5 separate regions of the Homo sapiens genome follow, and regions 1, 2, 3 and 4 are each linked to region 5. Evidence: chromatin loops called from intact Hi-C (ENCODE). Cell type or tissue: heart right ventricle. All regions are shown on one strand. Region 1 overlaps PAQR9-AS1 (PAQR9 antisense RNA 1). Region 2 has its middle 75 kb from the start of PCOLCE2. Region 3 overlaps PCOLCE2 (procollagen C-endopeptidase enhancer 2). Region 4 overlaps TRPC1 (transient receptor potential cation channel subfamily C member 1). Region 5 holds the start of PLS1 (plastin 1).

The links. Hi-C counts contacts between places; a loop is a spot of excess contacts. Peaks named below come from ENCODE experiments on the same cell type or tissue, not always from the same donor. Only the 100,000 strongest peaks of a DNase experiment are listed, where the experiment ranks them.
Region 1: a loop joins it to region 5, with 5 times the contacts of the local background. A loop is called at or near these places in 92 of 110 quality-filtered maps.
Region 2: it touches region 5 in a loop (3-fold over the local background); 39 of 110 quality-filtered maps call a loop at or near these places.
Region 3: a loop joins it to region 5, with 2.7 times the contacts of the local background. A loop is called at or near these places in 39 of 110 quality-filtered maps.
Region 4: a loop joins it to region 5, with 2.9 times the contacts of the local background. A loop is called at or near these places in 6 of 110 quality-filtered maps.

The regions. Positions count from the first base shown.
Region 1 is chr3:142,984,326-142,989,325 of GRCh38, reverse strand. All of the region lies in intron 2 of PAQR9-AS1 (PAQR9 antisense RNA 1), which reads right to left. Among named protein-coding and RNA genes, the nearest start is that of U2SURP, 15 kb to the left of the region's middle. In heart right ventricle, a CTCF peak has its summit at 2,047 (motif pointing right); a DNase peak (open chromatin) is centred at 1,471; H3K27ac peaks cover 1,124 bases.
Region 2 is chr3:142,811,965-142,816,964 of GRCh38, reverse strand. No RefSeq gene overlaps it. Among named protein-coding and RNA genes, the nearest start is that of PCOLCE2, 75 kb to the left of the region's middle. In heart right ventricle, no CTCF peak of the experiment used is centred here; no DNase peak of the experiment used is centred here.
Region 3 is chr3:142,826,720-142,831,719 of GRCh38, reverse strand. PCOLCE2 (procollagen C-endopeptidase enhancer 2) reads left to right here. Exons shown (of 9, transcript NM_013363.4): 6 at 1,874-2,028. It also overlaps the pseudogene RPL8P3. Among named protein-coding and RNA genes, the nearest start is that of PCOLCE2, 60 kb to the left of the region's middle. In heart right ventricle, CTCF peaks have their summits at 2,649 and 2,848; a DNase peak (open chromatin) is centred at 2,819.
Region 4 is chr3:142,802,735-142,807,734 of GRCh38, reverse strand. TRPC1 (transient receptor potential cation channel subfamily C member 1) reads right to left here. Exons shown (of 13, transcript NM_001251845.2): 11 at 3,557-3,758; 12 at 3,105-3,299; 13 at 1-1,727. The coding sequence ends at 1,500. Among named protein-coding and RNA genes, the nearest start is that of TRPC1, 81 kb to the right of the region's middle. In heart right ventricle, no CTCF peak of the experiment used is centred here; no DNase peak of the experiment used is centred here.
Region 5 is chr3:142,594,289-142,599,288 of GRCh38, reverse strand. It overlaps PLS1 (plastin 1), which reads right to left and starts at 2,896. Exons shown (of 16, transcript NM_001145319.2): 1 at 2,780-2,896. PLS1-AS1 (PLS1 antisense RNA 1) reads left to right here. Exons shown (of 4, transcript XR_001740938.2): 4 at 1,992-3,380. RefSeq lists an enhancer at 2,601-2,840. In heart right ventricle, no CTCF peak of the experiment used is centred here; a DNase peak (open chromatin) is centred at 2,918; H3K4me3 peaks cover 1,497 bases; H3K27ac peaks cover 1,038 bases.

The DNA.
Region 1 (5,000 bases), 390 kb before region 5:
CCATGTTGGTGTGCTGCACCCATTAACTCTTAATTTAACATTAGGTATATCTCCTAATGCTAATCCCTCCCCCTTCCCCCTACCCCACAACAGGCCCCGGTGTGTGATGTTCCCCTTCCTGTGTCCATGTATTCTCATTGTTCAATTCCCACCTATGAGTGAGAACATGCGGTGTTTGGTTTTTTGTCCTTGCGAGAGTTTGCTGAGAATGATGGTTTCCAGCTTCATCCATGTCCCTACAAAGGACATGAACTCATCATTTTTTATGGCTGCATAGTATTCCATGGTGTATATGTGCCACATTTTCTTAATCCAGTCTATCATTGTTGGACATTTGGCTTGGTTCCAAGTCTTTGCTATTGTGAGTAGTGCTGCAATAAACATACGTGTGCATGTGTCTTTATAGCAGCATGTTTTATAATCCTTTGGGTATATACCCAGTAATGGGATGGCTGGGTCAAATGGTATTTCTAGTTCTAGATCCCTGAGGAATTGCCACACTGACTTCCACAGTAGTTGAACTAGTTAACAGTCCCACCAACAGTGTAAAGGTGTTCCTATTTCTCCACATCCTCTCCAGCACCTGTTGTTTCCTGACTTTTTAATGATTGCCATTCTAACTGGTATGAGATGGTATCTCATTGTGGTTTTGATTTGCATTTCTCTGATGGCCAGTGATGATGAGCATTTTTTCATGTGTCTTTTGGCTGCATAAATGTCTTCTTTTGAGAAGTGTCTGTTCATATCCTTTGCCCACTTTTTGATGGTGTTGTTTTTTTCTTGTAAATTTGTTTGAGTTCATTGTAGATTCTGGATATTAGCCCTTTGTCAGATGAGTAGATTGCAAAATTTTTCTCAATGTGGGACTCTTAAGAAGGTTTGGTATGGCATGCCCGAAGAATGCTCTCTGTAGAGGTGGGGGCTGAAATGCTATGCCACTGTTAGAAGAATGAGGGAGATCTTTCTGTACTGACTTAGAACTTGCTCCAAGATACACTATCACATGACAAAAGCAAGGTACAGAACCTTAAGTTTTTTTTTTTAAGGCATCTATAGATATATCATATACAACTGTGTGGCAGGCAGCTTCTAAGATGGCCCCCGGTGATCTCCTACTCCTGGTGCCCATGCCCTTATTTAATCCTCTCCCCTTAAATATGGTTCAACCCAGGAATTTGCTTCTAACAAACAGAACACAGCAAATGTGATAGGATATCACTTCCGAAATTAGGTTACCAAGAAACTTTGGCTTCTAGTCTTGCTTGCCTTTTCTGGCTCTTCTCTCTTATTTACTCGATGAAGCCAACTGTCATGCTGTGAGGTGTCCTATGGAGAGGACCGTGTAACAAGAAACTGAGGGAAGCCTCAGGCCAAAAGCCAGTGAAGAAATGAGGCCCTCGGCCCAACAACGTGTGAGGAACTAAATCCTGCCAAGAACCCCTTGAGAGAGCCTGACAGCAGATCCTCCCGAGCTGAGACATGAGCTGACTGCAGCACCAGCTGACAGCTTGACTACATCCTTGGGAAAGCCCCAGCGCTGGGGGCCTAGCTAAGCTGCTGCATTCCTCACCCACAGAAAATGTGAGATAATAAATGTTTGTTGTTTTGAGCCACTAAGTTCTGGGTAATCTGCTACGTAGCAGTAGATAACTAATATAACGTGTATTTGTTTATGCATATACACAATATATTTATTTAAAAACTGGCAACTGTGCTTGCCACTAGGAAAGCCATCTTTAGCTTCTGAGGGTCAGGGGTGGGAGGAAATTTACTTTTCACTCCCCATTCTTTGGTCTATTTTAATATATTGTTTATTCAACAAACAGGTAAATAGGTCAATACTTTTTTTGTTTTTGCAAATAGAGAAAAATGATTATTTTATAAGATGGACAATTTTTTTGATATGCCATGTTTTCATAAGAGGACAAAAGCCACACTGAAATAACCAATTAAGTTATCCACATAACTGAATGTAGGCTTTGAAAAATTACATTTGATCTGTGTATTTGGCTCAGGAGAGGTGGATTGTAAATTATTTTCTTTAACCACTAGAGGGCACATTGCATTTGGTTGTCTTTCAATTTCATGTAACTGAAATGTATATTACAAGAGAATGTCAAAGAATAAGAGAAATGTGCTTTTATTTTTTCTTTTGAGACAGAGTTTTGCTCTTATTGCTCAGGCTGGAGTGCAATGGCGTGATGTTGGCTCACTGCAACCTCCGCCTCCCCCCGGCTCCCCCTGCCCTGGGTTCAAGTGATTCTCCTGCCTGCCTCAGCCTCCCAAGTAGCTGGGATTATAGGCGCCCACCACCATGCCCGGCTACTTTTTTGTGTTTTTAGTAGAGATGGGGTTTCACCATATTGGCCAGGCTGGTCTCGAACTCCAGACCTCAGGTGATCCACCCACCTAGGCCTCCCAAAGTGCTGGAATACAGGGGTAAGCCACCATGCCCAGCCGAAATGTGCATTTTAAATGTAAATATTTTAGAAAAATACTTTGATGAACTTAATGATAAACATTTAAGCATGAAGAAAAAGACAAAGTAGAGGGAAAAAATAATTCTTGAAACCTAAAAACTGGTAAATCCAGATACTGTACTTGACAATCAAATAAATGAATACAATTTTTTTTCAGTTACTAAGTGGAAAGATAGTAATTCCGAGTCTCTAGGAAGCAAAAACAGTTGCAGCAGCAGGAAGAGCTGTATCGTGAAGTGCAGGCAAAGACACTTTATGGAGTTGTGATAAGAGGAAATTCATACATAAAGAGAAGTTTTAAAATGTCTTATTTCATTTTATTTGGTGGGTAATATATTTATATCATAAAATTTTAAAGGTACAAAATAGTATACAGTGAGAGATAGAGTCGGCCTTCTCCCTACAATGCATTTGCCCTCCTTGGAAGTTACCACTGTTACTGATTTCTTATATATCCTTCAAAAAAAAAATCGATACACTTGTAAATATATGTCAGCAAATATATTGAGTTTTTTGCCCCCACAGAAATGGCAGTGTGCTACATACATGGTTGTTACTTTCTTTTTCTTTTTCTAAACTTACCAATAATTTAGAGATCCTTCTACATCTGACATAGAGACCTGTCTTATTATTGTTAGCAGTTGTCTGCTATTAAAGTTACATTATTTTATAATTTGATTGAAATGATACCCATAATTTATTTAATCAGTCTCTATAAATTGACATTTAAATTGACTCCAGTCTCTTACTTTTGTAAACACTACTGCAATGGATGCCCTTTTACATATATCATTTTGCAATGTGTATTTCTGTAGGATAAATACTGGGATTTAGTCAGAGGATATACACAATTAAAGTTGTCACAGACACTGCCGATTTGTCTTCCATAAAGGTTGTGCCAATCAAATTCCCAACCCCTTGTCTTCCCATACCTTGCCCCACATCGTTTGAACCTGATTTTTTTTTTTTTAATCTTGGCCAGTCCGCTAGGTGAAGAATGGTATGTCCTTATATTTTGCTTTGTGTTTTTCTTATTATAAGTGAGTTGAGCACCTTTTCATGTGTTTAAGAGAAGGGCTTGTCTTAATCAGGCCAAACTTTACTATAAAAAGGGGTAAAATGTTAAGGTATTATTAGCCAAGTTAAGACTAGAGGGAGAAGTACATTTTAATGAGGGAAAAAAGAACCTGGGAAAGTCCTGAACTATCCTCATAACAAGGCCCTCTGCATCACTCCTCCACCCCTCTACCTGACCGCTTTCTGGGCTGGAACCCCAGTGCCTTGGCAGAGCCCATGACAGTTCTCCCCATCAAGCTGAGATAAGGCCAAATACCACCTGGGACCAAAATGTAGCAATGTGAGGCCATCATTTCCAAAGTGCCTTTTATCTTCATAATCCTCAGCCCTGCTTTGACCTGGTGCCCCTCTCAACCTTTTCCCTGCACTTTTTTAGATCAGCTCTGTCCAAAAGGAATATAACATGAGCCACATATGTAATTTTAAGTTTTCTAGTAGCTATATTTTAAAAAGTAGAAACAGTTGTAATATAAATAAAATATATAGGTACACTATATCTAAAACATTTCAACTTGTAATCAGTATTAAAAATTATTGAGATACTTTACACTGTTTTTATACCAAGTCTTTGTAATCCAGTGTGTATTTATTTCCACTCACAGCACATCTCAGTTCAGACTGGCCACATTTCAAGGGCTCAGCAGCAGCATGTGGGTAGACCTGCACTGTCTAACTGAACTTTCTGCAATGATGGAAATGTCAGATCCTTGTCTCCACATAAATATCTTCTGCCCTCATACATTCAGTCTGTCCCAGGAGCACTTTTCCTCGTGAATAGGATCCTGGCACTCTCCTAAGTCACTCTACAACCTTTTGGCATTTCTATTGGAGACCATTTATTCTTCCGCACCCCATGTTACCAGTCCCAAGTTCCTCAGGCACTTCAGTCTAGATCTGAGACTATGAGAAACATAACTACACATGTAGCTATTTAAATTAAATTTAATTAAAAATTAAGTTCCTCAGTTGCACTAGCCACATTTCAAATGCTCAATAGCCACATGTGGCCAGTGGCCACTACATTGGACAGTCCAGGTCTGAACTATTTCTCTTGCACTATCAGATAAAAGTCCTCTCTCCTGCCGTGCAGATCAGCTCTAGAACCTCCAGCCATCCCTTCTAGAAGTCATGGAGCTGCCTCCATTGATAAAGAATTCTGGAGGCTCCCCCTCATTCCTTGTAGCCTTCAGAGCTACCCCTCAGTGTCTTACCCCAGCTCCCAGCACCCCACATCCCAGCTTTTGAACATCTGTGTACATCTAGGTAACAGCCTGGCTGAACATTTCTTGTACCTCCTGAACTCCAACCTCACTTTCATTCCATTTCGGTCACCAGCTCCCAGAACCTGACCCTTGATCTGGTCATCGCCAGACAATACCAATCCCAGAAAGCTTTTTTATTCCTTCATTTATAAGTAATTAACAAGTAGCGCATACTACATTC
Region 2 (5,000 bases), 220 kb before region 5:
CTGTTCCCTCTGTTACGGCAGCTGGGTGAGCCTAAGGAAACGACAAAATTGGGCTGACAGGCAGGTCAGAAACTGCTCCTATACTTTCCCACTGAGGAGCCGTCAGCAGGAAGTAGATGAACTAGAAGACCCTGATGACAGTGGGTGACTGGCTTCCCTGGCCAGTGTCAGCTTTTAGAAAGTTCTCTTAGCCAGCTGAACTTCGCAGACCAGCTGCGCCCAGCACAGGATGTAACTGTGGACTCCTCATTGATTCCAGCCTTCTCAAAGCAAGTTGCTTCCCTTTAAGAATACATGTTCCGGGACTTAGGAGGGAATCCTAAAGATTTCAGTATTTCTTCTTTCTGAATAGAATCTCCTATTGGTGAATTACAAGCAGCATGCTGGCGGGTATCAAGCTTCTGCATGACCAGCGGAAAGACTTCTTCAGGTGAGTGGGGGCTTGAGTCACAGTGGGGTAAAAACTGAGAAGAGTAATCTAAACTATTCATACTATTGACATCTCTGACACAGTATTTTACAACTGCTTAGGGGATTCACGGTTAAAAGTGTGTGGCACTGGTTTGTCTTTTACTTCAGTTATTCAAAACATAGAGATAAGATGAATCGTGAAGCTGCTCTTTCTGGAATAACAACCACTTTGTAATTTCTTTCCTTTTTAAACAATCATTTTTCTATGGTTTGACTGTATCCTCCAAATTATGTGTTGGAAAGTAAATCCTCAATGCAACAGTGTTGAGAGGTGGGCTCTTTTATGAGGCAGAGCCCTCACGAATGGATTAATGCCATTATCATGGGAGTGAGTGAGTTATCGTGAGAATGGGTCCTTGGTAAAAGGATGAATTTGGCCCCCTGCGTCCCCACTCCATCCTTGTCTTTCTCTTTTGGGCATGCACATGTGTTGATGTGTTCATGTGCTCTCTTGCGTTTCCACCTTCTGCCATGGGATGATGCTGTGAGAAGGCCGTCACCAGATGTGGGCCCTTGACTTTGGACTTCCCAGCCTCCAGAACTGTAAGAAATAAATATCTGTTCTTTATGAATTACCCAGTCTCAGATATTCTGTTATAGCAGCACAGAACGGACTAAGACACCTTTATTTTGACTGAGGTTTAGTTTCCTTAGTTATAATTTGAGGGAGTTAGACTACATAACTTCTGGGATCCCATACTATTTTCTCTTTTAGGAATTGTTTATTTTTCAAGAATAGTTGATAAGGTTTTGTTTTTGTTTTTAAGTATTTATACTTGGGGAATCAAATACACATGAAGAATGAATAGGTGACCATACTAACATATCACAAAACATTTCAAAATTATAAATAAATCTCACTGTTTCAGAGCATCTTGCTAGCTTGATTTTCATCCTTTGAATTCCTGTAAATGAACATTTAAGATTTTTCCCAAGTTCCCAAGTCTTAAATTCTGTAATTTACTTCCAAGTTAACCTTAATTGGAAGACATTTACCTTCTTTTCTTTCATGTATTAATAGACTACTGCTACCAGGCTCCCATTTACTTCTGGACTATTTAAATGGTATCAACTAATGACAAAAAAAACTCCCTTAAAGAAAAGCCCTGTAATTAAACAGGCACTAATGAGAAAGTTCTAACGTGAGTTAAGTAATATTAATCAGAAACACCTTTTGCTTGAGTTCATGGATTCAAGCAAACAAATTTATATTTTTTATATAAATGGAAACAAAAAATTTGCAATTAAATTCAATTAGCAAGCAAATGTTTTTTAAAAAGATTTGACCTAAGTATTCTAAAGACCTCGTATTGAGAGAGAGAAAGATAAAAATATTAACTTAGGACTTTGATAATTTAAGTATTTACATTAATTTTTCTAGGGTAATATAATAAAATAATAATATAAATAGAGCATAAATAATATAAATAGAGCATCAACATTTAAAACCAGCAGAGGAAAAAAAAGAAGAAATTAAAGAAAGTGAAACCAGGAAAAATACAACAAAATAAGGTAAAAATACAAACATATCAATAATTTCAGTAAACACCTAAACTAAGTCCTGAAAGTTATACGTCAAAATGGTCAGACTGGCTTAGAAAAAGAAATACAGCTATGTGCTATTTGAAAGAGACATCTAAAACATGAGGACACGGAAAAGTTGAGAGGAAAGGGATAGAAAAAGATAAATACAGTATACCAGGCAAACATTAACCAAAATAAAAATGGTATGGTTTTATTAATACCAGAAAAAAAATACTTCAAGGCATTACTCAAGATGAAGAGAGTTACAAGGAGATATAACAATTCTAAATTTGCACACAGCTAATAACATCCTTCAAAATATATAACTAAATCTGATATAGTATAAATAGAAATGGACAAGTTTACCATCATAAGGGGAGGTTTTAACATGTTTCTCTCAGTATTGACAGATTTAAAAGAGAAAACATTAAAAATATAGAAGTGTTGAACCGCACAATTAGCTAGATTTACCTAACACACATATGTAGAACAGAACCAAGGGCACATTATTTTGAGCTCGTATGGAACAATTTCAGAACTTGCCATGCACCATGAAGCAAATTCCAACAAATTTCAAACAACTGGTATCGAACAGCCTTCTCTAACAGTAAATGACTAGAAATTAATAACAAAAAGTAAACAACAAAAAACAAGAAAAAAATTGGAAATTAAGAAATGTACTTTCAACTCATGATAAAAAGGAAACCATAATGGAAAACAAAATATTAAAAACTGAACAATAGAAAAACTGCATTTTAAAATGTGTGAAATGCAGCTTAAATAACACTTTAAAATTTATAATCTTACATGTTTACATTATAAAAGAAAGGATGGAAATTATTAATTTGTGAATGATACAAATTGGGAACTTAGTAAAAGGAAAACACCATAAACTTTTAAAAGGTAGGATAAAATAGCATAGAGCAGAAATTGAATAAAATTGTCATCTTAAATAATAGAAAAAAGGAAAGCCAAATGTTGGTTCTTTAAAATGACTAATATAATTGACAAAACTCTGACCAAATTAAGAAAAGCTAATTTTTGTATTTTTAGTAGAGATGGGGTTTTGCCATGTTGTTCAGGCTGATCTTGAACTCCTGATCTCAGGTGATCCATCTGCCTTGGCCTCCCAAAGTGCTGGGATTATAGGCGTGAGCCACAGCACTGGGCCACGAATAGCCTCTTTTTGACAAAGGCTCTCTGGATGTACAAGTGTGGGATTGCCCATGGATGCATGGAATCGGGTGTTCTGGGTGAGTAGCTCTGGGATATACATAAAAATTTGTTCTGAAGTATTCTAAAGTTATTATTAAAAATCCTGGTTTTGATTTTTTTGTCATTTGCTTCTCCCTTTTAAAAACAAAATCAACAATTGAGTTTAAAAGGCTAAAATTTGATTAGATATAAATGAAACATCTTTGCCTGAATGATGTCCCTGTAGCATTCTAATACTAAGATTGGGTTAGATTTCAACGAGATGAAGCTTTTAAGTATAGAAACCTATGAAGAAAATTTACAAGCTGAAAGTAAGACTTCATATATCTGATTAATTCATCTCACAAAAAAACTGATATTAATAGTAACATAATGCAGGTAAGAGCCTCCCAGCTGAAAAGGAAAAAGACTTGGATTCTCATTCACAGTGTGGCAATGGGAGAACTTTAGTTTCCTTATCTGTAACATGAAGTTGAATTGGATACTTTCTGAGATCCCTTATGGTCTTAAGTGGTTTCTGGATCCTTGAATATGTACTTTTTTTTTTTTTTTGAGATGGAGTTTCACTCTGTTGACCAGGCTGGAGTGCAGTGACGTGATTTTGGCTCACTACAACCTCTGCCTCCCAGGTTCAAACTATTCTCCTGCCTCAGCTTCCTGAGTAGCTGGGATTACAGCCGCACACCACCATGCCCAGCTAATGTTTCACTATGTTGGCCAGGCTGGTCTCAAACTCCTGACCTCAGGTGATCCACCTGCCTTGGCCTCCTAAAGTGCTGAGATTACAGGCATGAGCCACTGCGCCTGGCTGAATATTCAAATTGATTAGGATAGAAAGTGGCACAGAAATAAAATTCACCAGTCTGTGTGCTTTAAACACTCTGGTCCCTTCTGGTCTGGCTGTTACTTTCTGAGGCTAACTCCCCCTTTCCTATGATGTTCACTACCTACCTGTCCATCCTTTTCCTCCAACTCTTGCTCATCTTGCTGGTCTCTGCTTGACCCTCGTCATAAAAGTTTTTAACAAATTAGTTATTTAGAAAAGTAGGAACTTAAGTTCTGTTTGCTGACCAAGATGAACCTACAATGAGAAGCTAATTCAAAAATGGAAAGCTTTTGGATATATATTGACTGATAGGAAAAATCAATTGAATTCAGTATCTCCAGTCAGTATATACACTTGGACAAATTACTCAAAATGCTAGTTTTCCTGTATATTAAATTAGAAGGTTGAAGTAGGGAATCTAAGTTTTCTTTTAATGTAGTTTGAGAAAATAGGATCTGGAGCACACAATTGTTAAGAGTATTTAATAAACTAGTTGTCATTCCTAGAATATTTACACTAACGGATAATGGCTAAATTTTTATTCAATAACTTTGTGCCATTCAACATTAATACTATACTTAGAGTGAGGATACAAAAGAGAATGAGAGAACTGTTCCTTCTTGTGCCTGGTCTTGTTTTACAGCTTTTCAAAAGAAAGAGGCTGGGTGTGGTAGCACACTCCTGTAGTCCCAGCTACTTGGGAGGCTGAGGTAGGAGGTTCTCTTTAGCCCAGGAGTTGGAGGCTGTAGTGTGCTATGATGGCACCTGTTAATAGCCACTGTACTTCCAGCCTGGAAAATATTGTGAGACTCTGTCACTGGGGTCAGCGGGGGTGGATGGGAGAAGAAAACATCTGCATTCAAGCAAACACAGAAAATATTGTGATTGCTTTTTCCGTTGAAATAAAATTGGAGGAAATGAATTTTAAAATGAGAAGCTGAATTACCTCACAGAATTAATTCAA
Region 3 (5,000 bases), 230 kb before region 5:
GTGCTTTTTTTGTAATTTTATCATTTAAACAAAATTAACATGTTTTATTTGTAATTGTAGGTTAGAATTGTGTGTAGTGCATTGTTTTTATTTATTTAATGGGAGTGTTTTTCAAAAGCATGATAGAATATTTTCGTGAAAGGCTCGAATCTCAGAAGCATTATTTAAATAACTTCATCACTTTTGTGGCTGGAAGTGTCTTAGTCCGTTTTGTGTTGCCTATAACAGAATACCTGAAACTGAGTAATTTATAAAGAAAAAGAATTTCTTATAGTTACGGAGGCTGAAAAGTCCAAGGTCAAGGGACCACATCTGGGGAGAGCCTTCTTGCTGGTGGGGACTCTCTGCAAAGTCCCCACGCAGCACAGGGCATCACATGGCAAGGGGGGCAGAGCATGCTAACTCAGGTCTCTCGTCTTATAAAGCCATCAGTCCCACTCCCGTGATTGCCCATTAATCCATTAACCCACTTATCCATTAATCTGTGAATGGATGAATCCATTCCTGAGGGCAGAGCCCTCATGACCCAATCACCTCTTAAAGGTTCCATTTCTCAATACTGCCCCACTGGGCATTAAATTTCAACATGAGTTTTGGAGGGGATAAATATTCAACCCATAGTAAACTGTAAATGTAGATCACAAAGCTCACTTTTTGATTCATCTCATCCCCTGGCTCAGAAGGTTATATTCAGGACGGAAAAGATCACGCAGTTTTTCTAACTGGTTGGGTCAGGTAGATCTACCCTCTCTGCCACCCAACCCCACTCAGCACAGCTGACAGTAGGGGGAAAAAAATGCTGCTTCATTATTTGGTGTCCATGATGTGTAAGAAGTGATTGGCTGAGAAGATGTCTCAAAAAGGTGTTCAGTCAGACCACTGGTTAATTCATTTAAATAACTTGTTAAATTTTTTCTACTTCTGAATTAGTTTTTAAACAGAATTAATCAGACAGCATTTTTTTAACCATTGTGTAAATAACAATAGCAAAACTTAAATGAAACTATCTTGTGTAATATAGTAATCCCCTAAGATTTTAGAGAGCTTTTGAGCCTCACTTACCATCTCCACTAAATCTTTAGTGCCAGCTAACCAGGAAGCTCCTAAAATTAGAGCTCTTAATCAATGATGCCATTCATGAACACCAAAACAGATTCATCACTTTCTTTTTTTTCCTTTACAGCATTTTGCTAATGGAGATTATAATAGAAATGTTTCCATTTCAGACATACCGAAGAACTGCCATTGAAAATGAAATGGAAGTCCTTTGCATGGCTTTCTTAGCCCGGAGTGGATAGAAAAGATAATCAGTCCACTGAGATAATCCCTCTGGCTGCATCTTTACAGGGCGTGGGAATTTGTTCACCAGATTTGTCCATTTTATGCTCTGTAGCCAACATGGCAAACCCAGGCCAGCTTGAACGCAAGTCTTAGTTCAGAGAATCTGCCTTTTCCCAATCAGGCAAATCATGAGGTGCTTTTTGAAAACCAGCCATGTCCCAACGTCTGCCACAGTCTCTAGAGTTATCTGGTCCTGGGTTCAAGTTCTGACTCTCCCAACATACTAGCTATAGGGCCTTGAGTAAATCACTTGAACTCTCTGAACTTCAATTGCCTTTTCCATAAAAAAAGAGATAAAAATAGGGTTGTTGTGAAGGTGGAATGTGACAATTCACATAAAGCACAGTGCCTAGCTGAGCAAACACTCGGTAAATGTTAGCTATTAGAATTGGTATTTTTAAACGTTTTAACTTTTAAGTTTAAACAACTGGTAATCTATTGTCGGAAGTTAATGGAAAACTAGAAAATTTTACATTTTCAGAGAGGCACCACTTTTAAGTATTTATAAAAAAACACATTTTTCTTTTTTTAGGCCAATTGTGTCTGAGAGAAATGAACTTCTTATTCAGTTTTTATCAGACTTAAGTTTAACTGCAGATGGGTTTATTGGTCACTACATATTCAGGCCAAAAAAACTGCCTACAACTACAGAACAGCCTGTCACCACCACATTCCCTGTAACCACGGGTAAGTTTTCCTGTTTGGAAGTTTGTGCAAAAACTTTAGGAGTATAAGAAGAATTCTTTTAAAGTAGAAAAAAAATAAGAGGAAGATACTTGAAATTAAAGTTAAATAGGATGAAAGCTTTGGTAAGAGAATAATATGACTGCATTAATGAAAGAAAGGTATGGGGTGTAAGAATGCTTGTAAGCTAATAGTTTTTAAATATCAGGTAAGAAAATTATGACCATTGAACAATGACTAGGAAGCCTATTAGAAGCACAGATCATTCTAAGACTAAGTTTCTGTTTCTGGAACTGACAAACTTGTCGTTTGCTTTTTATTACATAGAATTGTGATATTTTAGGTTGAAGTTCTAGGGCCTTGCTATCTGTGTTTTCATATTCTGCCAATGTTTGTTTTTGGTTTTTTTTTTTGCTTCTCAGCGAAATGTCATATAAAATGTTATTTATTTATTTATTTATTTATTTTCAAATCGGAGTAAATTAAACAACAATATTCAACGAAGTACAGAGGCTGGTTGGGAAACTGGCCTGGGGGGCTGAGGCATGTATGTAGGGAGTGGAGAGGCAGGGTCTCTGTAGGTAGTACCTGGCCTATCAGCTCCACCCCCTGGGATTTCAGGCCTCAGATCTAAAAATCCAAACCCAGGGAGGAGGGGGAAAAGCGGGAAGGAAAGACTGAAGGTTAAGATGTAAAATAGGCTGAAATAAGCCCAGCTTTATTGCCCACATTTTCCATGTACACCTAGGCTGGGGCTGAGTACAGGCAGGCGCCTCTGGGTCTAACGTTTCCTTGCACTCTGCAAGTGCGCCACTGTGTGGTGTGGACGTGTACTGCCTCATGTAACTGCTGTATTTCTCCAGCTCAGCTCAGTAAGCCTTGGTGTCCATGTTCTTTCCAGTGAATTATCTGGTCACACCCATTGAGCTAGTGGTTCCCTTGCTTTTATCTCCATCCTCAACTTTCTCTGAAATCGCAAGCATGGATTTGTAATTCTTTCCTGGACACAATGTGACTGTAGCTATTTAAATGAAAGCATATACAAACTTGTTTTTATCACACTATTTTCTGCCTCAGACCTACTTCTCCACCTATTTTCCCAAGCACGTCCACAGCATCGGTAGCCGCACTCATAGGGTCATCTTTGATATCCTCTATCTTTTCTCCTGACCTCATGCCCTACCCCGCTCCCACCACACCGAGTAGACTGTGTTGTTCTCCCATTAAATTTATAGTCTACAGCTATGCTATCCAATATGGCAGCCACTGTGAGCACTTAAAATGTGGCTAATGATATTGAGGAACTGAACTTTTAATTTAATGTTAATGAATTTAAAATTGAAAAGCTTCATGTGACTAGTGACTACCAGATTGGACCACATGGGAGCCCAAACCCCTTCCCGTGGTGTGTCAGACCCTTCACACTTTGTCCCCAGCCTCTCTTTCTAGTTTCGTCTTCAGGCCTTGCAAACTCTCTCCTATGCTCTAAGTATTTTTGTGTTTATCCTATGTGTGGGGGAAGCTGTTGATGGGTTTAAGCAAAGTTCAGGATTAGTTTCACATTTTACAAAGATCACTGTGGCCACTGTCAGGTGAATGAATTGTAGAAATCCAGGGGGTCACCAGAGTCTCGTGCTGGTCCAGGCGAACTGTGCTATGGCACAAATTCAGAGAGAGTCAAGAGATGAGAGGGAAACAGTGACAGGCCTTGGTGATTCATTGGACTAGGGAGGTCAGGGAGGTAGGTGTCAGGAATGCCTCCCAGGTCCCGGGCTTGCACAGCTAGGGGGATACTGCCACTGTTCACAGAGGTAGAGAACTGGATTCGGAGGTGGATTTATAAATTAGGCTGTCGCCTTGTTGGGTTTGAGGTGTCCGTGAGATTTTCCAGTGGATATGCCATGCGTAGGGGTACACGGGTCCCCAGACTAAAAGATTTAAGCCAGATTTAAATTTAAGAGTCACCCATCATCCACAACTCGGGTCACAGCGCGCCCCTCCCCAAGGTGGTCTTCCGCGACCCGTACTGGTTTAAGAAGCGGACGGAGCTTTTCATTGCTGCCGAGGGCATTCACACGGGCCAGTTTGTGTATTGCGGCAAGAAGGCCCAGCTCAACATTGGCAGTGTGCTCCCTGTGGGCACCATGCCTGAGGGTATGATCGTGTGCTGCCTGGAGGAGAAGCCTGGAGGCCGTAGCAAGCTGTCCTGGGCATCAGGGAACTATGCCACTGCTATCTCCCACAACCCTGAGACCAAGAAGACCCGTGTGAAGCTGCCCTCTGGCTCCAAGAAGGTTGTCTCCTCAGCCAACAGAGCTGTGGTTGGTGTGGTGGCTGGAGGTGGCCGAACTGACAAACCCATCTTGAAGGCTTGCCAAGCCTACCACAAATATAAGGCAAAGAGGAACTGGTGGCCACGAGTATGGGATGTGGCCATGAACCCTATGGAGCATCCTTTTGGAGGTGGCAACCACCAGCACATCGGCATCCCCTCCGCCATCTCAGAGATGACCCTGCTGGCTGCAAAATGGGTCTCATTGCTGCCCGCCAGACTGGACGTCTCTGGGGAACCAAGACTGTGCAGGAGAAAGAGAACTAGTGCTAAGGGGCTCAATAAAGTTTGTCTTTATGCCAAAAAAAAGTAAGAGTCATCAATATATAGATAGTTGAAACAATGATCAAGAACGAGATGACCTAGGCAGAGATTGAGGGCAGGAGGAGGAGAGGCGCGGAGATTAACCCTCTAGAAACTTCCGTCTTTTTGAAGAGAAGGTTACACTGGCAAAGGTGACTGAAAAGCAGTGGCGAGGGAGGAGGGAGGAGAACTGGGAGGATGTGTGGTGAAAGCCGTGGAAGGGAATGTTACAAAAGGGAGTGGTAAGTGAGTCAAGCGTTGATGAGACTTCCAATAAGGGAGGACTACAGTGTTTCCGTTTGGTTTCATGACATGGAGTCTACTGGAGACGCCAGCACAA
Region 4 (5,000 bases), 210 kb before region 5:
GATGTAAAATCCCAATTGGGAAGTGCATAATCCCATCGTAGACAAAATATATAACTTTACAATAAACATTTTTATAAGAATTTGCCCCAAAGAGGGAACACTTAAAATTTGGAAATTAAAAAATAAAAATGCAAAAGCAAGATGAAACAAACAATAGTAACCTATTTAGACAATGATCCCTGGATCGGTGGTGCTTACAGACCAAGGGTTACCTGCACCCTGTGGCGTAAGACCATCTGACATTCGGTTAAGAAGAGAATTATATACCTAATATCCTCTTAACTGGAAATGCTGCGAGAATATATAATAGCCTATGAAAACATTTTAGCTACATCCCTTTATGTGAACACACCAAAAATTTAAATACATATTTTATTCTCTAATTTTAAAAAACCAATGCTTTTCATCTTAAGCAGCAAGAATGATCCACAAGTAAGCATGAAGTCACTTTTATAGAAGCTGTGTTAAATTATGGAAAGTACCTTGGGAGATAAGCTCAAGAACCTTAGTCCAAATATAAAACAAATCATTGCATTAAAGAGACTTCCTATGTTTTACAAAAACAAAACAGGTTGTGACTACATGTGATAAAAAAGTGTCTCCTATCTATCTTAAAACTAAAAACATTCACTCCAACTTGAAAAAAAAATAGGACTATTATGATACAAAAAAATTAAAACAAACCAAATGTCGAGAAGTAGCTATGCAAACTTATAAACATAACTGAATAGCTAAAAAATAAAACATCTACTGACTGTATTTTTCAAAAACTATATAATTCTATAAAAATTTAAATGTGGACTAACTACATCAATACATGGAAATGTATATATAAAATATTAAGTGAAAAAAACATTAAAAATATAAAGTGATTATAACCATGTAAAAGTAAATATATTACAATAACAAAAACTGAAGTGAATTTAAATTGAAAGACATAAATAGATTCAAATATTAGGGTTTTTTCTTTGTTGCTTAAGATTATAACAAAATACAAAAGAAAAAATAGACTATTATTTTAGATAAAATAAAATTATACTCCTAAACAATAAATGCTGAACTATATGTGAACTCCTAAAACAGAGATATTTAAAACATAACTTCTATATTTCAAGTGTATCCTGTGAAGGAGATCAGCCTACATTTGCTGGTCTTCATTTTACAAAACATTCTGGGCAATGTGTCCATTTATAACTGCCCCTCTTAAACATAAAAAAAAACATTTTAAAGCACTAAGTAAGAAAACCAAGCAGCATGCTAACAAAATCTATCTACTTAATCTGTTTTGCTTCTGCAAAAAGCCACTAACAGAAGGTTTAAAAAACTAATTCTATATACACACTTTACATAACATATATTTATGCTATAAATATTTTAAAGAATGGCTTTTACATAATTCTTTATTTCAATATATATCTCATTAATTTCATTGCAAGTTATGCAATATAGTCTTTTGGATCTGTTATTGAAAATTATTCGCTCCATGATTTAGAAAATGGTTAATTTCTTGGATAAAACATAGCATATTTAGAAGTCCGAAAGCCAAGTAAATCCCTTATTTCATTTCGGAATTTTGACAGATCTTGGCGCAGTTCGTTTAGATTTTCCACAGTTGCCTGATCTGTACTTTGCATCTTCTGTCTCATGGAAGTCAAGTAACGATGCACTAGGCAGCACATCACTTTTTGATAGTTTTCATCTCTCTTCTGTTTCAAATTCCTCCATTCCTTCAAAACAACAATATGATACTAAGGATATGCAGAAACGATATTTAAATGAGGTAGAGTTCAAAAATATATTCACAGACACAAACACATCTTTAAATGCTTTATTAGACTATAGTTTTTCTACTACATGGTATAATATTCAACACTTGTTTAAAACAAATATAGCCTGCATATTTGTTTAATGAATTTAATTTTATGCTTATCTTGATTGAAAAAAATTAGTCTTAGGAATCCTTAGTTTATAGCAGGGATTGGCAAACTACAACCCACAAGCCAAATATGGTCCATATCCTGACTTTACAGCCTGTGAGCTAAGAATAGATTTTACAGATGAACATTTATCATCAATTGATAATAACACTAATTTTAAACTCTAGTTAAGTGAAATTTTATCCCCTCCCAAAAGGAACTCCATTCTTTTCACTAGTAGACCTATATTTAAAAAGTTATTACTGTTATTGTTATATTTTGACTTTTATCAATAAAAGTTTTGTGAAAATTTGTTTTCTCTCTTACTGTATCACTGCTTACAATATCTCTGATTTTGTCTCAGCCTGAAAAGTGTAAAGTATTTACTATCTGGACCTTTACAGAAAAAATGTCCCAACCCCTGGTTTATAGTAACATATATTGAATTATTGATGTATTGAATAACTTTCAAGAAGAACCAGAAAAATATGAGCTGATTCTAGTAGTCATTCTTTAGCTACAGTGACAGAATGGGTATTTTGAATATTTCCCATGTTTTAAAACTATGAGATGAAATTTTATATATTGGAGGAATCTGAAAAGTAAAAAAAAAAATCTCAGTACTATCTCCCATTCTTAATAATTATATGTGTGTGTGTGTGTGTGTGTGTGTGTGTGTGTGTGTGTGTATATATATATTTGTTTGTTTGTTTGTTCTGAGGTGGAGTCTCGCTCTGTCACCCAAGCTGGAGTGCAGTAGCATGATCCTGGCTCACTGCAACCTCCACCTCCTGGGTTCAAGCAATTCTCCTGCCTCAGCCTCCTGAGTAGCTGGGACTACAGGCATGTGCCACCACACTCAGCTAGTTTTTGTGTTTTTAGTAGAGATGGGGTTTCACCAGGCTGGTCTCAAACTCCTGACCTCAAGTGATGATGTGCTTGCCTCAGCCTCCCAAAGTGCTGGGATTACAAGCGTGAGCCACCGCACCCAGCCCTCTCACTCTCAATAGTATTTATTGAATCCTTACTTTATGTTGGATGCGATGCCGTACATTAGGGTATATAGCAGTGAAAAAAAGTCAGACAGTCACAGCCCTTAGGGAACCTGCATACTTACGCTTTAAGAAATATCTGAGATTAGGAATTGTTAAAACTTTTATGTTGCCATTCAAGCTTCTAATTTCTTACCTTTAAACTGTTTTGCCGTTTGACCTTGCCTTTTGATGTATGAGAGCAAATCCACTTACTGAGGCTACTAATCATATAGCAGATAGTCTTTGGTGAGGGAATGATGTTGAAAGGTGGAGGTAACGTACATTTGTCATCAAAGTAGCTAAGCCATAATTTTGCTCGAGCAAACTTCCATTCTTTGTCTTCATGATTCTATATAAAAGGCAAATTAAAAAGCAAACTAGAATATTAATACACACACAAATATGGGGGATGTTTCCACACCTTGCAGAAAAATTTTGTTCAACATTTGCAATTATTATACATTACTTACATTTTAAAAATCTATATTTAATTTAAAAATACTATTTTTCAATTCTTATAATCTTATAATCTTTGGCTATCTTATCTATTGTATGCACTTAGTATGGTCTGAGGAGAATATAAAGTTTTTAAAAGAATGAACTTACTGCTATCAACTGAAAGCTTTTATGAAGCATTGCCACCAGCAGTTTGGTAAGCACAATCACAACCACGACATTGTATGTACCAACAATGACAGCTCCCACAAAGGACTGCAGTTCTTCTCCATAGCTAAATCTTGTGACAAAGATTGCCACATGCGCTAAGGAGAAAATATACCAGAACAAAGCAAAGCAGGTGCCAATGAACCTGTAAAGACAATTGCATTTCTGTTTAAAAGGCAATTAAAGAAATTAGCAAAAATGAATCATTTGTTTATATCAAAATTATTTAAATAAAACATTGATAATCCATGAAAAGTTCCTTATTTAAAAATGATGTTGACTTCCACAGTACTGATATGCCTTACTTTAAATTTAAACAAAGAGACCCTAAGGAAGATAAATTATTTGTAACTGTTTAACCCCTTGCTGCCTTTCTTTCTGTTCTCAACAAGGCAGCCTATATGATTTGTTAACATCTAATTAGATTTTGTCACACCTCTGCTCAAAACCTTCAAATGACTCTCAATCTCAACAACTCAAAATCCTTACAAGGGCAAAAAAGTCCTACATGATCCCCATTACCCTTCTGACTTCATTTCTGTCTGTTCTCAACAAGGCAGCCTATATGATTTGCTAATATCTAATTGGATTTTGTCACACCTCTGCTCAAAACCTTCAAATAACTCTCAATCTCAATAACTCAAAATCCTTACAAGGGCAAAAAAGTCCTACATGATCCCCATTACCTTTCTGACTTCATTTCCTACAACTCCCCCTCTGATTCAACACATTCCATCCACACTGGCTGCCTGGCTTTTTCTTGAACATACCAGTCATGCTCCTACCTCTGGACACTTGCCTTTGCCGTTCTCTCTCTCTGTAAATGCTCTTCCCCCAGAAATGTTCTTCGTGGCTTGCTCCTTTACCAGCTTTAGATCCTCACATGAATGTCATCTCTTCTGGGGCACTCCCTAGCTCCTTAGTTAAAACTGAACTCTGACACACAGACACTCTTTTGCTCATGCTTTATTTGTCTTTGTAGCCCTGACCACTGTGTAACATACTGAATATTTTACTCCTCTTTTTATTGCCTGTATCACCTCCCTAGAATGTAAGCTTCATCAGGGTAGTTTTGTTTACTAATACTTCATTTGCTCAGCACTTAGAACATTGGCTGGTATATAGTAAGTGGTACACTGACACATACTCATTAATCTTATTCTTTACATAAGATGACACACAAAATAACTAAAGAATAGTTGACACATAATAAGAACATGACAAATGTGTCCTTCCACAACTCTTCTCCATTGTTTTATTTAAAAATGACGGGAGGAATTTTGTTTACCTCAAAACAGGTTATTCAAATCCTTATGATACATTAGAGAAAAAAATGTTCATGAAGTTCTAATGATTCTCAATTCTAATGACCTCTTAAAAAGTGTTG
Region 5 (5,000 bases):
TAGTCTGGATAAAGCGCTACCATATAGCTCTAAGATCCTAAATGCCCACCCTCCCCATGGCAAAATGCACTTTTTATTTATTTATTTATTTATTTATTTATTTATTTATTCATTCATTCATGTAATAACTATTGAGTGTCTGATACTGCAAAGCAATGTGCCAGGTATTGTGAAGGGTTAAAGGTCATCCTTCAGAGAGCTTATCATCTAGAACGGGAAATAAGACAATTACATCACTAACTAAGAAACAGAGACAATGTCACAATTCGAGGTACTTTTTTTTTTTTTCAGATGCAGTCTTGCACTGTCGCCCATGCTGGAGTGCAGTGGCACAATCTTGGCTCACTGCAAGCTCCGCCTCCCGGGTTCATGCGATTCTCCTGCCTCAGCCTCCCAAGTAGCTGGGACTACAGGCGCCCACCACCATGCCCCCCCAGCTAATTTTTTGTATTTTTAGTAGAGATGGGGTTTCACCGTGTTAGCCAGGATGGTCTCAATCTCCTGACCTTGTGATCCACCCACCTCGGCCTCCCAAAGTGCTGGGATTACAGGCGTGAGCCACCACACCCAGCCAATTGGAGGTACTTTTAAGATAAAAAGAACATTATAAACCCATTACTAACACCCCAACCCTGAAATTCATTTTCAACATGTCTTTCCTTCTCTGCATTTAGTCTTTCACCACATGCTTCTTCCTTTACATTTCTTAATTCTGTGCCCTCTTTTCTCCACTTTGAGTCACAGGCTTAATCCAGGGCCTGGACCAACTGACCCGTGTTTTTACGCCTGTCTCCTGTAATCCCCCTAACTAATCTGTGATCTGTTATCAAAATATGAGGAATCAGAAATGGACTTGGCTGCTGTCTTGATACAGCTCTAACATGGCCTTCCCCATATTATAGAACACACATGAAATCTCTTTACAAAACTATACATACTGCACTTCCTTCCCCCACTCCCTCCCACAAACAGGGGCTAAGAATATACTTTGTGCTTAGTGCTGGGTGGGATGTTTAAGTCATAGGCTTTAACCTCCAAGAGCTTACACAACCTGCCAACTTCCTGGTCGGGAAGTTGGGAGGTGCTAAAATACTCAGGATACTATATACAATGGGGATACTAACAGCACAAACAACAGTAGTAAGTGCTATAGGGTTCAGAAGAGGGAGAGCTACTTCATGCTAAGGCAATCAAGGAAGGCTTCCAAAAAGAGGTCACACCTGAGCTACACCTTGCAGCATGAGCAGGACTTCAATACGGAAAGAGGGAGGCAAACAGGCATTTTGGGCAAAGGGCCCAGGTGACTGAGGGAAGGAAGGAGGGCGTTTTCAGGACCAGCAAATTGTTAGGTGGGGCTTCAGTGAAAGGGCACTTTTTGAAAGGAATTTATGAGGTACTAGGAAGCTTAGTAAGAGAAACAACTAATTTTCTGCTTAAGCCAGACTTCATGGTATAAGTAGAAGAGAAAAAGGAAGTTTAATAATGGAGGTAAAGAAGAGTATCTGCAGGGAGTGGTAAAAAGACCCCAGAAAATGAGAAAACCTGGATCCCAGGCCTAGCTTTGCCAATGAGGGGCTTGGGTGGCCACAGCAAGTCATCTAACCTCGCTGGTCTCAGTTTTCTCATTTGTAAACTGAAGCAGCTGAACTGGCTGACCTCAAAGGTCTCTACAGCCAAAACTAGACCAGCTGTATATTATTTCTGCCATTAAAACATTTATCATGGGAGGAATGAAGGGGGGCAGGATACCTGTATTCCCTTTCCATATAGGTTTCTCTTCCTGAACTTAAAATTTCCTCTTCCTAAACTTACTACCTCTCTCTCTATATATATATATGCCTCCACATTACACATTAACACTTTACTATAGAATTTCATTACATAATTCAACTTAAAGGAAAGCTGATTACAAAGGTGGTGGGGGGTGTAAAAGTACTTGCTTCAAGTTCAGTGTGTGCCCCCTGTCCTGAAATTTTGCTTCTGGCTCACAGGTTCTTCAAGAAATTTATGCAGCACAGCTGAAGCCTCATACAAGTGTATCCAACACCGTGGCTGGAGGGAAAGATATCACGGTATAAGCCATAAAATGTGACATAGTAAGTAAGTAAAGGAGGAAAAGTGAGAATTCTGTTACTCATCTAAACGACCGCTTCCTTTTAATAGTACCAAATGAAGACCGAAATACAGTAATAATTGAAAAGTTAGGGAGAAATCTTAAATTTTTTTAAGTCTCCACTTGAAAATGCAGCTGAAACACGGAAAGTTTTTTGGCAGTGAAATTCGCTGAAAACTGACATTTTTATGCCGCATCCAGAGGTCCCTATGCTCCAGGAAAGGTACCAAAAACAGCACGGATGGGATTTCACTACAGCCCTATTGATCCTATGCACCAAAAGGCCAAAGGCAAATAAACCAGTCCCAGAATTAAAACAAAACAGGCTGGTTCAGAAAGCCTCACCGGCAGCCACCCAAAGTTGAAAGAAGAAAACTTAATGAAATACCTTATTTCATTGCATAGAATCACAATTCAGTTAACAGGCTTATTGTTTAAGCAGTGTAAATACGCGATTTAACACCTGCGGGCACTGCCTGCCGGGACTGGGCAGAAGCGTGCCCAGAGGACGGCGGGCGCCACACTGCACAGCCAGGAGACGAGACGCGAGCGAGGGGACCCGGAGATACTGCCCCCGAGCCGCCGCGCGCCCCCAAAGGAGTAACGCTTCGCTTTCCATCTGTCTGTCCAGCCTTCCTTTTGGGCCCTATCCCCACCCCCGCGTACCTGCCGCCACCGCTGTCCTGCCTTCGAGAGGGCAGCTCCCACTGGAGATCCAAGTACCTGCAGGTCCACTCTGCGGCTACCTCTCCGCGCCCGCGTAGCCGCTGCGCTCGCGCCACTGCGCATGCTCGGCCGGCACCCGGGCCCGCAAACTCTGAATCCACTTGCCGCGTTTTGCCTGCGGCTCCCAGGGGAGGGAAAGGGAAGCCCAGAACCTGGGTTTAGGCTAAGGGTGAAAGAGGAGTTGCAGGCGCTGGGAGCGTGGATGGGGAGAGGTGGACGGGCGCTGCGGCAACGTTATCTCTACCGCCCACAGTTACCCAAGTCTAAAGATGACCACCTACACCCTGGGAATGAGTTTAGCACAGCAGTTCTCAAACTTGAGCGTGGATCAGAATCACCTGGAGAGCTTTTTAAATCACAGATCCCAAACCCGGAAACTGAGTTTCCGATTCAGTTAGGTCTGGAGCGTAGCGCGACAGTTCCCATTTCTAACATGTTCTCAGCGAAAACTGGTGCTACTAGTCTGGGTACCACACTTTGGGACCTGCTGGTCAAAAGGAAAGGTATACGTTATTAAAGGAAGACTTGTTTCTCTCCCCTACTCTTTTTTTTTCCGTTTGTTTCACGGATTGCTTCCTTTTCCTTTAACAGCCACACCTGATTAAAATAAATATATAACTAAAGCCCACACTCAAACAAAAGTGGGATATTTTCTCTCGCATGTGAGTCAGGTAAATGGAATGCTGCCTCAAGAGTTCTCACATACTTTGCCTGAAGCATAATCCGTAGTTGTGGTCTGTCCAACTCAGTCCAGAGAACAGAACAAGGTTTTGCTGCCCCTTTAACTCAAAGTCCCACGTGCCCCTTCTGCGCCTAACACAATATCCAATACAGAATAGGCACCCAACCAACCCTGAGATGGTAACAATAGAAAAAATAAAGGGGGGAAGTTGAAATTATTTTAAGAACTCAAACAAATTGGACGAGCAATGAACTATGAAAGTAGGTGGGCCATGGAGAGGGAAGATAAGGAATTTTTCCCACCTGCCACCTAGAGAATCAGGTGAATTTAGTATTCTTATCTGATTTTTCCCACCTGCCACCTAGAGAATCTGGTAAATTTAGTATCCTTATCTGATACTTATTTATCTAGATATGCAAGGGGAGTTAAGTAAGTTCTCACAAAATAAAGCAAAATATTTCCTTAAAAGGTAAACATACATCTAACATATGACCCAGCCATTTCATTCCTAGATGTTATCCAAGAGAAATTAAAACATATGCTTACACAAAAACTTGAACAGGAATGCTCATAGCAGCTGTTTTTCACAAAAGCCCCAAACCAGAAGGAACCCAACTGTCCAACAACATGTAAATGAAAAAACAAATTGTGGTATATTTATACAATGCAATACTACTCAACAATAAAAAAGAAGAAATACTCTCACACAGGACTCAATATGGATAACTCTCAAAATCGGTATGCTGAGTTGAAGAAGCTAGAGACAAAACATATTGTATAATCCCACTTATATGAAGTACAAACTAACCTATAATGACAAAACCCAGATTAGTAATTGCCTGGAGCCAGGAGTGGAGGGAAGGATAAACTGCAAATGAGCAGAAAAAATATTTTTGGAGGGGGACGATGGAAATTTTCTCTGTTTTGATGGTAGTGACAAGTTCACAGGTGTATACAACTGTCATCGCTAAGTTGTACACTTTAAACATGAAAAATGTGTGTAAATTATTCACCAATAAGTTTGATAAGAGAACACTTTTTCATGAAATACTCTTATGATCTGTTTTTTTTTCGTGGTAATATTGACCAGGGCAGGTTCATGAGGAAACGTAGATTCTAAATATGGTATAACCTGATTTGGGAAAGGTAAAATAAAAAGTCATCCTCTGTAAATGAAGCTAAAAATAATGCATATAAAATGTCTGTAACAACCCTCTGTAAAAGCAGCCAACCCTAAGATATGATTTGTAAATATACCATTGATAAAACCGTTTCCCAAAATTGTTTCCAAGTGTAAAATAATAACTAGAGTATATCATTAGAAATGCACAACCAGGGCCCAGTGCAGTAGCTCACGCCTGTAATCCCAGCACGTTGGCAGGCCAAAGTGGGCAGATCACCTAAGGTCAGGAGTTCAAGACCAGCCTGAGCAACATGATGAAACCCCGTCTCTTCTAAAAATACAAAAATTAGCCGGTC